3 separate regions of the Homo sapiens genome follow, and regions 2 and 3 are each linked to region 1. A link is a contact called in ENCODE Hi-C or POLR2A ChIA-PET data. All regions are on one chromosome and are shown on one strand. The core of a region is the stretch at or near the end of the contact, and the rest is flanking DNA. Distances in the headings are between cores, read along the strand shown. Region 1 overlaps ICA1 (islet cell autoantigen 1). Region 2 overlaps UMAD1 (UBAP1-MVB12-associated (UMA) domain containing 1). Region 3 overlaps UMAD1 (UBAP1-MVB12-associated (UMA) domain containing 1).

Region 1 (2,797 bases), core at 224-2,723:
ACAGAACCCAGTGCCCATTGCAATCATAGCACTTATGAACATTCACTTAAAGATCTGTCTCCCCAAGTAAACACTGCACCCTGTGAGTGCTGGGATCTGTATTATTTGACTGTATTCCCACCAAGCCCAGAGCCTGCACAAAGCATGTGCCCTGAGTAAAATGCCTCTGAATGAATAAAATGAGGGTAGAGCTTTGATCAATTGGGGTCATTATACTAGAAGGAGGCTTATAACTCATTTAGTACAATCCTATTGTCTTACAGATGATGTGATACACAGAGGTTAAAGGGCTTACTAAGGTCCTATGTTGGGTTTAGTGCTAGAGCTGGACCCAGAACCCAGAACACACAGGCGGATTCTTTCGCCTCCTCGCTCTGCTAGGGGCATGAAGACAGAAGACAGCCCCCACAGTCATTCTAACATTTGTTGGCTGGCTATTGGGAATGCAGAATACATTTTCCCATGGAGGCAGGTTTTTTCTTCTTCTTTTTTTTAAATGGTGGTTCGGTTCCCAGGCCAGGCCACAAAAGCCTATTTACCCCATAGCTGAGCTCAACTATAAAACCAGCGGTAGCTCTGAGGCCTCACTGAACCCCCAGCTCCGAGCCTGCAGTCCGAGGGGCAGGTGGGCAGCTGGCTCTGCAAGGGGGGTAGGCAGCGCTCCCTTGAGCAGACCAGGAGTGTGGGGAGGGGGCTGGGCAGGGGGGCTGGGCAGGGGGCCCAGGCAGCAGCTGCAGGAGCCTACAGCAGCCTCTGAATGCCTTGGTGGTTCTTAAGTGGATTGTTTGTAAGTTGGGAACTGTCTGTACTTAGAAAGGCGGATTTCAAGAGGTAGGGGATCCTATTTCACTTGAAGGCCCACAGTAATGAGGGTTCTTTATTCGTAATGAAGTAAGCCACTAATTGGAGGGACGGGCTCAGGAGGCCTGGTGGAATTTTGTACTCCTGGACCAGAACTGAGTAATATTATGCAGTAGCCTGGCAACCCTTTACTTTTGCACAAAATTCATATAAAAATCTACCATGAAGTGCCTGTCTGACATTCACTGTGTTTATTATTAATAATGATAATAACAGGGTAGCTTATACACAGCCTTAAGGCTAAGAAAGTAAATTGAATTCTCAGTTTCTTCCAGTTTTTTTTTTTTCCGCAGTCAGATTAGGAACATTTGGAAAGTCCTTACTCTCCGAGTGGGCTGAAACCTTTCATATTTACCCAGAGGAGACATGGCTGTAGTTTCTAAGGACTCATCCAAGAGATGATCTCTTTCCTTCCTCTGCCTCCTCAGAGAGGCAGAAACATTCCATAAACTCACAAATGTTGTAAAAGTAAATGTACAAAAAAATAATATTAATGGAACTGAAAACGTTACAGTAGAGAAATCAATTATAATAAGGTAATACAGTTAGCTCTTCTGGACTTAATGAAATGTGTTCAACTGCATTGGAATGTTCTGGTGCCCCCTGCAGGATTCTAACACCTCACAGAAATGGTTTAGTACCAATTCAGATGGCTTAGAAAACCCTACAGAGGCAATGTGTTTCTTTTCTCAGGTTCAAATCAACTTAACCTGGCTCAATCACATGCAGAGGGACAAAGCAGGAACTCAATCTAACATTTAAAAGGTTTTTAGCCACCATAAGTTTGTCATTAGAATGGAGGTTTTTGGATCAACAACAGAAACTATTTTTGGTTTGTGAAGTTTATAAATCTAACAGTGCAAAGTTCACGGTTACATGTGTGATCTCTCAATTTTTCTGGGCTGAGTGTTTAGGGAACAAGGAAGTTTGCTTCCATGAGCCTTGCTTTGACTTAGTGCAGAAAAATTAAACATTCTGGAAAGTTAAACATTTAGCTTCTAAATTTTTACTGCCCTGGAATTCCTCAGGAACATGACTCCAGTATGATAATGAACAAATGGTCATCAGAGTTGTTTATTCCATAGTTACAGGTCAGCAGATGTGAGGAACCATCGTCTGACTCCAATAAGCTTTTAAGATGATAGCTGTCCATCGTTCCTGCCCTCCACTTTATACGAGAGTAACTGAAATCACTATTTTGATGTATAATGTCCCTGCTATCATCTAGTCTTAGGTAATTTATCTGAAAGACATTGACCAGGTCTCACTGAATTTGCAAAGAATCATGCTGGCACATAATTCTAATTATATCACAATAGCTACAACATAAATACAGTATTGTAATATTGTACAGACAGTCCTGGATTTGCCATGGTTTGATTTATGATTGTTTGACTTAGAGTTTTTGACTTTGCCAAGATGCAAAAGCAACATGTATTCAGCAGAAACTGTACTTCAAGTACGCAAACAACCACTCTGTTTTTCATTGTCAGTACAGTGTTCAATAAATTACTGTGAAATATTAAGCACTGTAGTATAGTATAGGTTTTGTGTTAGATGATTTTGCCCCACTGTAGGCTAATGTAGGCATTCTGAAAACATTTAAGGTAGCCTGTGGTAAGCTATGCTGTTTGGTAGGTTTGGTGTATTAAATGCATTTCCGATTAGGATATTTTCAACTTGATGGGTTTACTGGGGCATAACTCCATTGTAAGTCAAGAAGCATCTGTATATATGTGTTATATAATACATATTGCCTATAGTAATATTACATATTATTATAATATTGTATAATATTATAACACAATATAAACCTCTACTAATGTCACTTTTTTCAGTGCCATTCCTTCTTTCATATACTGGATGTTTAATTTCTTAATTTGAACATTATAAAGAAACGTATTAAAATTCAAATCACAAAGACACTAAACATAAT
Region 2 (2,780 bases), core at 272-2,771, 330 kb before region 1:
CTGAAGACATTTTCCTCATTGTTGGGTATTTGCATTTGGCTTCTCATTACTTATGCAAGTTTCTGCAGAGGGTTTGAATTTTTCTCCAGAAAATGGGTTTTTATTTTCTACTGTATCATCTGGATGCATATTTTTCAAACTTTATGCTCTGCCACCTCTTGAATGCTTTGCTGCTTAGAAATATCTTCCGCCAGATACCCTACATCGTCTCTCAAGTTCGAAGTTCCACAGATCTCTAGGGCAAGGACAAAATGCTGCCAGTCTCTTTGCTAAAGCATAGCAGGAATGACCTTTACTCCAGTTCCCATCAAGTTTCTTATCTCCACCTGAGACCACTCACCCTGGACTTCATTGTCCATATCACCATCAGCATTTTGGTCAAAGCCATTCAACAAGTCTCTAGGAAGTTCCAGACTTTACTACGTCTTCTAGTCTTCTTCTGAGTCCTCCAAACTGTTCCAACCTCTGCCCATTACCCAATTCCAAAGTTGCTTCCACATTATCAGGTATCTTAAGCTATGCCCCACTACTTCAATACCAATTTATTGTATTAGTTTGTTCTCACATTGTTATAAGGAAATACCCGAGACTGCGTAATTAATAAAGAAAAGAGGTTTAATTGACTCACAGATCTGCATGGCTGGGAGGGCCTCAGGAAACTTACAGTCATGGTAGAAGGCACCTCCTCACAAGGCAGCAAGAGAGAGAATGAGTGCCAGCAGGGGAAATGCCAGATGCTTATAAAACCCTCAGATCTTGTGAGAACTTACTCACTATCACAAGAACAGCATGGGGAAAACCACCCCAATGATTCAATTACCTCCCACCAGGTCCCTCCCGCAACATATGGGGATTGTGGAGATTACAATTCAAGATGAGATTTTGGATGGCGACACCGCCAAACCGTATCATTGGGTGTGTTTTTTTTCTTTTTATGAAAGGGTATTGGATATTTTTCATATGTTTTTTTCTGAGCCTATTGAGTTGACCGTATGAGATGGTCATGTGGTTTTAATTTTTTATTCTATTGATGTGATATATTACATTAATTGAGCTTCCCTAAACTCAAGTAAGCCATACTAGGGGACAATACAAAGCTCATGCTACAGAAAAGCATATACTTTACATATATTGACCATACAGGTCTCTTTTCAAAAACAAATTAACTTTTGGGTATAAAAGGAAAACTGAAGGAATAGCATCAGTTGGGCACATTTTTGTGCAAGTCAGAATAGTTTTTATGTTTCCTTCTCACTGATCGTCTACTCAGAATTTAAAAAATTTTTCAACTTGTGATTTGCTTTACTTTTTATAGTTGATGATCCCAGGTATTTTCAATAATTTTTCAAGCAACCACCATAAAATTGTATTTTGGACTATATCACATTATTCGGTTTTTGTTTAGGTTTTAGTTCAAAGCAATTAAATAAATAGGAAGTAAAATATACACACGGGTCTTTTAAAAAATCAACTGTACTCTTTGAGCATGAAAGCACCACTCTTTTTTGCACTATTTTGGGCATAAATGCTGATGATGTACTTCCCCTTTTCTTCCACAGTTAAGGGTCCACCCGGGAGTTTACAACTATATTCAGTCCCGGAAATGTTCTCATTCTCTTTTCTAGCCTCTGATATAATCTCTTAGCATAATTGGTTCAGGAATCATGTTAAGTGGGCCCAGATCATGTGTTTCAGCCTGTTAAAGGCAAGGTATATTTTCATTTCCTGAGAACAGATTGCAGCCTAGGTCCCAACCATCTGGCACTTTCTTGCCATTGCTTGCCAAGTGCTATGGGCTAGAGAATGTGGGCAGTTGAATGCAGTCAGTCCCTGTTACTGGACAACTGACCACAGAGGACTTGTCTCAGGAAGAGTCGTCCTCATGAACACAGGACACTCTGTTGTGACTTTGAGTTCTTAAATTTCACTGGAATACATTTAGGTAAGGTAAACAGTTATTTTTAAAATGTATTATTCAGGGATCACAACAGTGCTTTTAGGGATTAAAATAGTCCAAACAGCCTGTAATTTCAGGGTGTCTAAGATCCACATAGAATTAGCATATCGAGCTGGATATAAAAATGACACATAATACAACAGCCAACAATGTTTTTCCCCCTCCAAAAAAATGGTGTCCTCCAGATTCCATCTGCTTTGTTTGTTTGTTTTGGGAGAAAACATAAGTATGATCATTAGAAAAGAATCTATAACCCTTTCTGAAAGAGAAGATAATCTTTGGTCTCTAGAAACAATAGCTTTGCATTTTAAAAGGCATGAAGTGAAATGTCCTTATACTCTGTTGGATTTGGGAAGCAGCATGAAATAGTGGTTAAGCTTATGACTCCAGAGTTAGACGGTGTGACTTCTCTGTACTTCAGTATTCCCCATCTGTTAAGTGGAGATTAAAATAGTACCTACCTCATAAAGGAAAAATTAAATTAGACTCAGGTAGAGAGCTTAAAACAGTGACTGGCAAGTAAGTGCTCATTCAGTGTGAACTGATAACGGTGGTAGTAGAAATAGGCACACTATCGGAAGCTTAAGACCGATTTGATGTAAAGTTAATGAAACGAAAATCAGTAACAGCTAATATAATTTATTTATTAGTATGTATCAGGGCTCGTATTTTAAACCACCTTATTTTTACCCTCAGGAGTGAACCATAAATTATTTAGTTTCTTCAGAGAATTCTGATTATCAACTCACCTGCAAAGAGGGCAGAGGAGGGAAAAACAAAAGCTCTGTTGGGCTGTAAGCATAGTTTCTATACACTTAAAAAC
Region 3 (2,758 bases), core at 28-2,527, 370 kb before region 1:
TCTTGCAAGTCTCACTACTTGTCACATCAGCCACTTCATGGTCTCCCTTCTGTATACACTTTCAATCCTAGATATGCTTTTTAGATGGCTTACCAGTTGGATTTTTGATATCAGTATAGAGGATGTAGGACAAGTGCCTTTCTAACTTAGAGAGAAAGATTGTCTCGGGAGTGATGGTTCCTCACAGTGGCAGATTTTCATAACCCTTGCTGTAGTATGGATAGCTGTAAGAATGTGAACTGTATCAGACAGACTTGTAGCTCAGATCTTGGCTTTACCACTTATTGTACAGGGTTACTATAAGAATTTGGTGAGTCAATATGTAATATTTATTTGTATGTCTATATACACAGTATCTGATGTATACTAGATACTCAGTAAGTATTAGTTTCTTTTTAGATTGGAAGGAAATTATGGTTAATGCCTTAAAAATCATGCCAGAGTAGAGTAGAATTGATTAAATCATTTAGGAATTATGCTCAATTGAGAGTTACAGTAAAAGGCAGGGGTTTAATTTGGGGCTTAATTTTTCTCATGTGACAAGAAGTCTCATAGAAGGTAGTTAAAGTATTGATTCAGGAGCTCAGGAATGTTAAGACCAAAGTCCTATAGTTCCTCATAGTTGCAAGTTAGCTATTGCAGCTCCAGCCATCATATCTATTTTCCAGGAAGCAGGAAGGAGGAAGACAGCAAAGGGAGAATAAAACTGTGTCCAGAAACTTTTCAAAAAATCTCTAACAGTTTTACTGGCCATATTATAACATATGGCCACCCCTAGTGGCACGGGAGCCTGGTAAGGAGCCTACTTTAGCTTGGTACTTTGCTACTACCCCCAGAAAAATCAGGATTCTATTAAAGATGAAAGGAAGGATGAATATTGGGTAGGCTACAAGAGGTCTCTGACATAGATATCAACCTATTTTGCTTTTAGAAGGTTCATTTGTCCAACAATAGATATCAGTGGAGGTGGGGGAGGACAAATAGAGAGAAGCATTCATTAGTGATGCCTGGATTCTATTTAGGGCCACGAAGTCTTTGAGTAGTCATAGTGGGACAAGAAATAAAGAAGGACATTAATTTAAAAAAAAATCTTGGATAAGCTAAGCACAATGCTGGTAGGACCTTTACATGTATTAACTCATTAATTTTTACAGACGAGGTAGGCAATATTATCTATATATCTTATAGAGGAGGAAACCAAGGCTCAACAATACCCATTTCCCAAGGTCACAAAAAAAACAGTAACATTAATGGAACCGGAATTGAGACTTGCGCCTGACTAACCACAAAACCTATGCTTTGCATCGTGTTGTTTTCCTGTCTCCACTATATAAATAACGCTGCAGAAACCTGCTGTTTCACTTTGCTTCTCTTTTCCGTAGTGCCTTCTCCTGTGAGGTCCACAATAACTATATATTGACTTCAATGATTTGTGTGCAGAACTAAACTGAGTGTTCTATAAAAGATTGCTGCTGTTAGTTGCTGAAGGCTGTAGAGATGAGGCCGGGAGAGGAAGAAGTGGTGCTTCTCTCTTATCACCGCCACTCAGAGGTGGGAATGACTGCCTTGGGATATATGCCACCAGTGTCGGTAGCATTCAAGGACATTCTTTGGGACAAAGAGAATGTGGCAAAGCAGCAGTGACCAATCTGAGTGAGCCAAAGTCCAAAAGGAAAGCTGATAGAATGAGTTGGCATGGAGGTGTATCTTCTCAAGTCAGAAGCCTGGGAATTATCTTTGACTTCTTCCTCTTTCATTCTCAACCCAATTGATCACCAATCACTTTATTTCTACCTCCTCTGGCTACCTTGCTTATCTGTCCTTTCCTCTACCTCCCCACTGCAACTACAGTGGTTCTGGCCTTATCTTTCACATGGATTATTACAAAGAGTTTTTGTAATAGCCCTTAATGCCCAGTCCTACTTTCATTCAATCCATTCACCCACAAATCTGACCATGTAGTTGCCTTACTTGATGGCATCAGAGGCTCTTCAGCTGCCTGTAGGATAAAATCCAGTAATTTGTGTCTACTGTGCATATATGGTCCTTCGTGGTCTGGTCCTGCTCCTCTGTGTAAACGTTCAGGTCTGTTCTGTGTCACCATACAGAGTTTCTTACCATTTCTTGAGTATATTCCTTTCTCTTGAAGTTTGTGCAATTTCTGTCACTTCTCTGAAGAACTTTATCCCATACGTCTTGTGTTCACTGAGCAAATTCCTGTTCATCCTTCAAACCCCTGCTCAAATATCTTTCATCTTCAATGCCATTTAGTCTCCCCTCTGGTCCCTTAACACCTTGTACATCTGACCAGGAGTGCCATGAAGTGGGGATTCGGGTTGACTCATCATTGTTCCCTGTGCGTGGCATGCATCAGCCACTCAATAAATATTTAATGTTTGATGTGTGCAGGAACAGTCAGACTAGACAAAAGACAGAAGAACTTGTTATCTAAGTATTACTCTTAACCATGAAAAGCTCTAACTTTGGATAACCTCCTTACCTTTCGGTGCTAGAGTAATGGGAATATATTTGAAACATTACTTCATCTCTCCGAAGTGAATTATTCTCACCAGGTTCTTAACAGTTTCTGTTAGTTTTTCAGGTTATGTTTAATAATTCCCATGATACCAGCTGAATGATGATTCTAATTCTCAAATCCTAAAGTGACTCTTGCCTCTCTTGTCCAATTTAACCTGCCACATTGATTTTTTATTTGTTATGTATTATGACTTTCCTCAAAACTTGGTTGTATTTTGGA

The links. A loop is a pair of places that touch in the nucleus more often than their neighbours do. ChIA-PET counts read pairs that join two places held with the same protein, here RNA polymerase II (POLR2A). Pooled maps may share reads with other maps.
Region 2: a pooled map shows a loop between it and region 1 (2.6-fold over the local background). The contact joins two enhancer-like sites. A Hi-C loop is called at or near these places in 1 of 168 maps with a recorded cell type or tissue (endothelial cell of umbilical vein) and 7 of 50 pooled maps. POLR2A ChIA-PET finds 5 or more read pairs at or near these places in 1 of 52 experiments (CD8-positive, alpha-beta memory T cell).
Region 3: a map with no recorded cell type shows a loop between it and region 1 (2.9-fold over the local background). The contact joins two enhancer-like sites. A Hi-C loop is called at or near these places in 8 of 37 single-sample maps with no recorded cell type and 8 of 50 pooled maps. POLR2A ChIA-PET finds 5 or more read pairs at or near these places in 1 of 52 experiments (WTC11).

What each region holds. Positions count from the first base shown.
Region 1 is chr7:8,189,083-8,191,879 of GRCh38, forward strand. All of the region lies in intron 6 of ICA1 (islet cell autoantigen 1), which reads right to left. Among named protein-coding and RNA genes, the nearest start is that of ICA1, 72 kb to the right of the region's middle. Within about 2 kb of position 1,474, at least 2 of the 41 ENCODE cell types and tissues checked have a DNase peak (open chromatin) inside an H3K27ac peak, as active enhancers do.
Region 2 is chr7:7,855,675-7,858,454 of GRCh38, forward strand. The region is part of intron 3 of UMAD1 (UBAP1-MVB12-associated (UMA) domain containing 1); the gene reads left to right. Among named protein-coding and RNA genes, the nearest start is that of GLCCI1-DT, 110 kb to the right of the region's middle. Within about 2 kb of position 1,522, at least 4 of the 41 ENCODE cell types and tissues checked have a DNase peak (open chromatin) inside an H3K27ac peak, as active enhancers do.
Region 3 is chr7:7,814,959-7,817,716 of GRCh38, forward strand. The region is part of intron 3 of UMAD1 (UBAP1-MVB12-associated (UMA) domain containing 1); the gene reads left to right. Among named protein-coding and RNA genes, the nearest start is that of RPA3, 98 kb to the left of the region's middle. RefSeq lists enhancers at 1,188-1,377, 2,246-2,335. Within about 2 kb of position 1,278, at least 3 of the 41 ENCODE cell types and tissues checked have a DNase peak (open chromatin) inside an H3K27ac peak, as active enhancers do.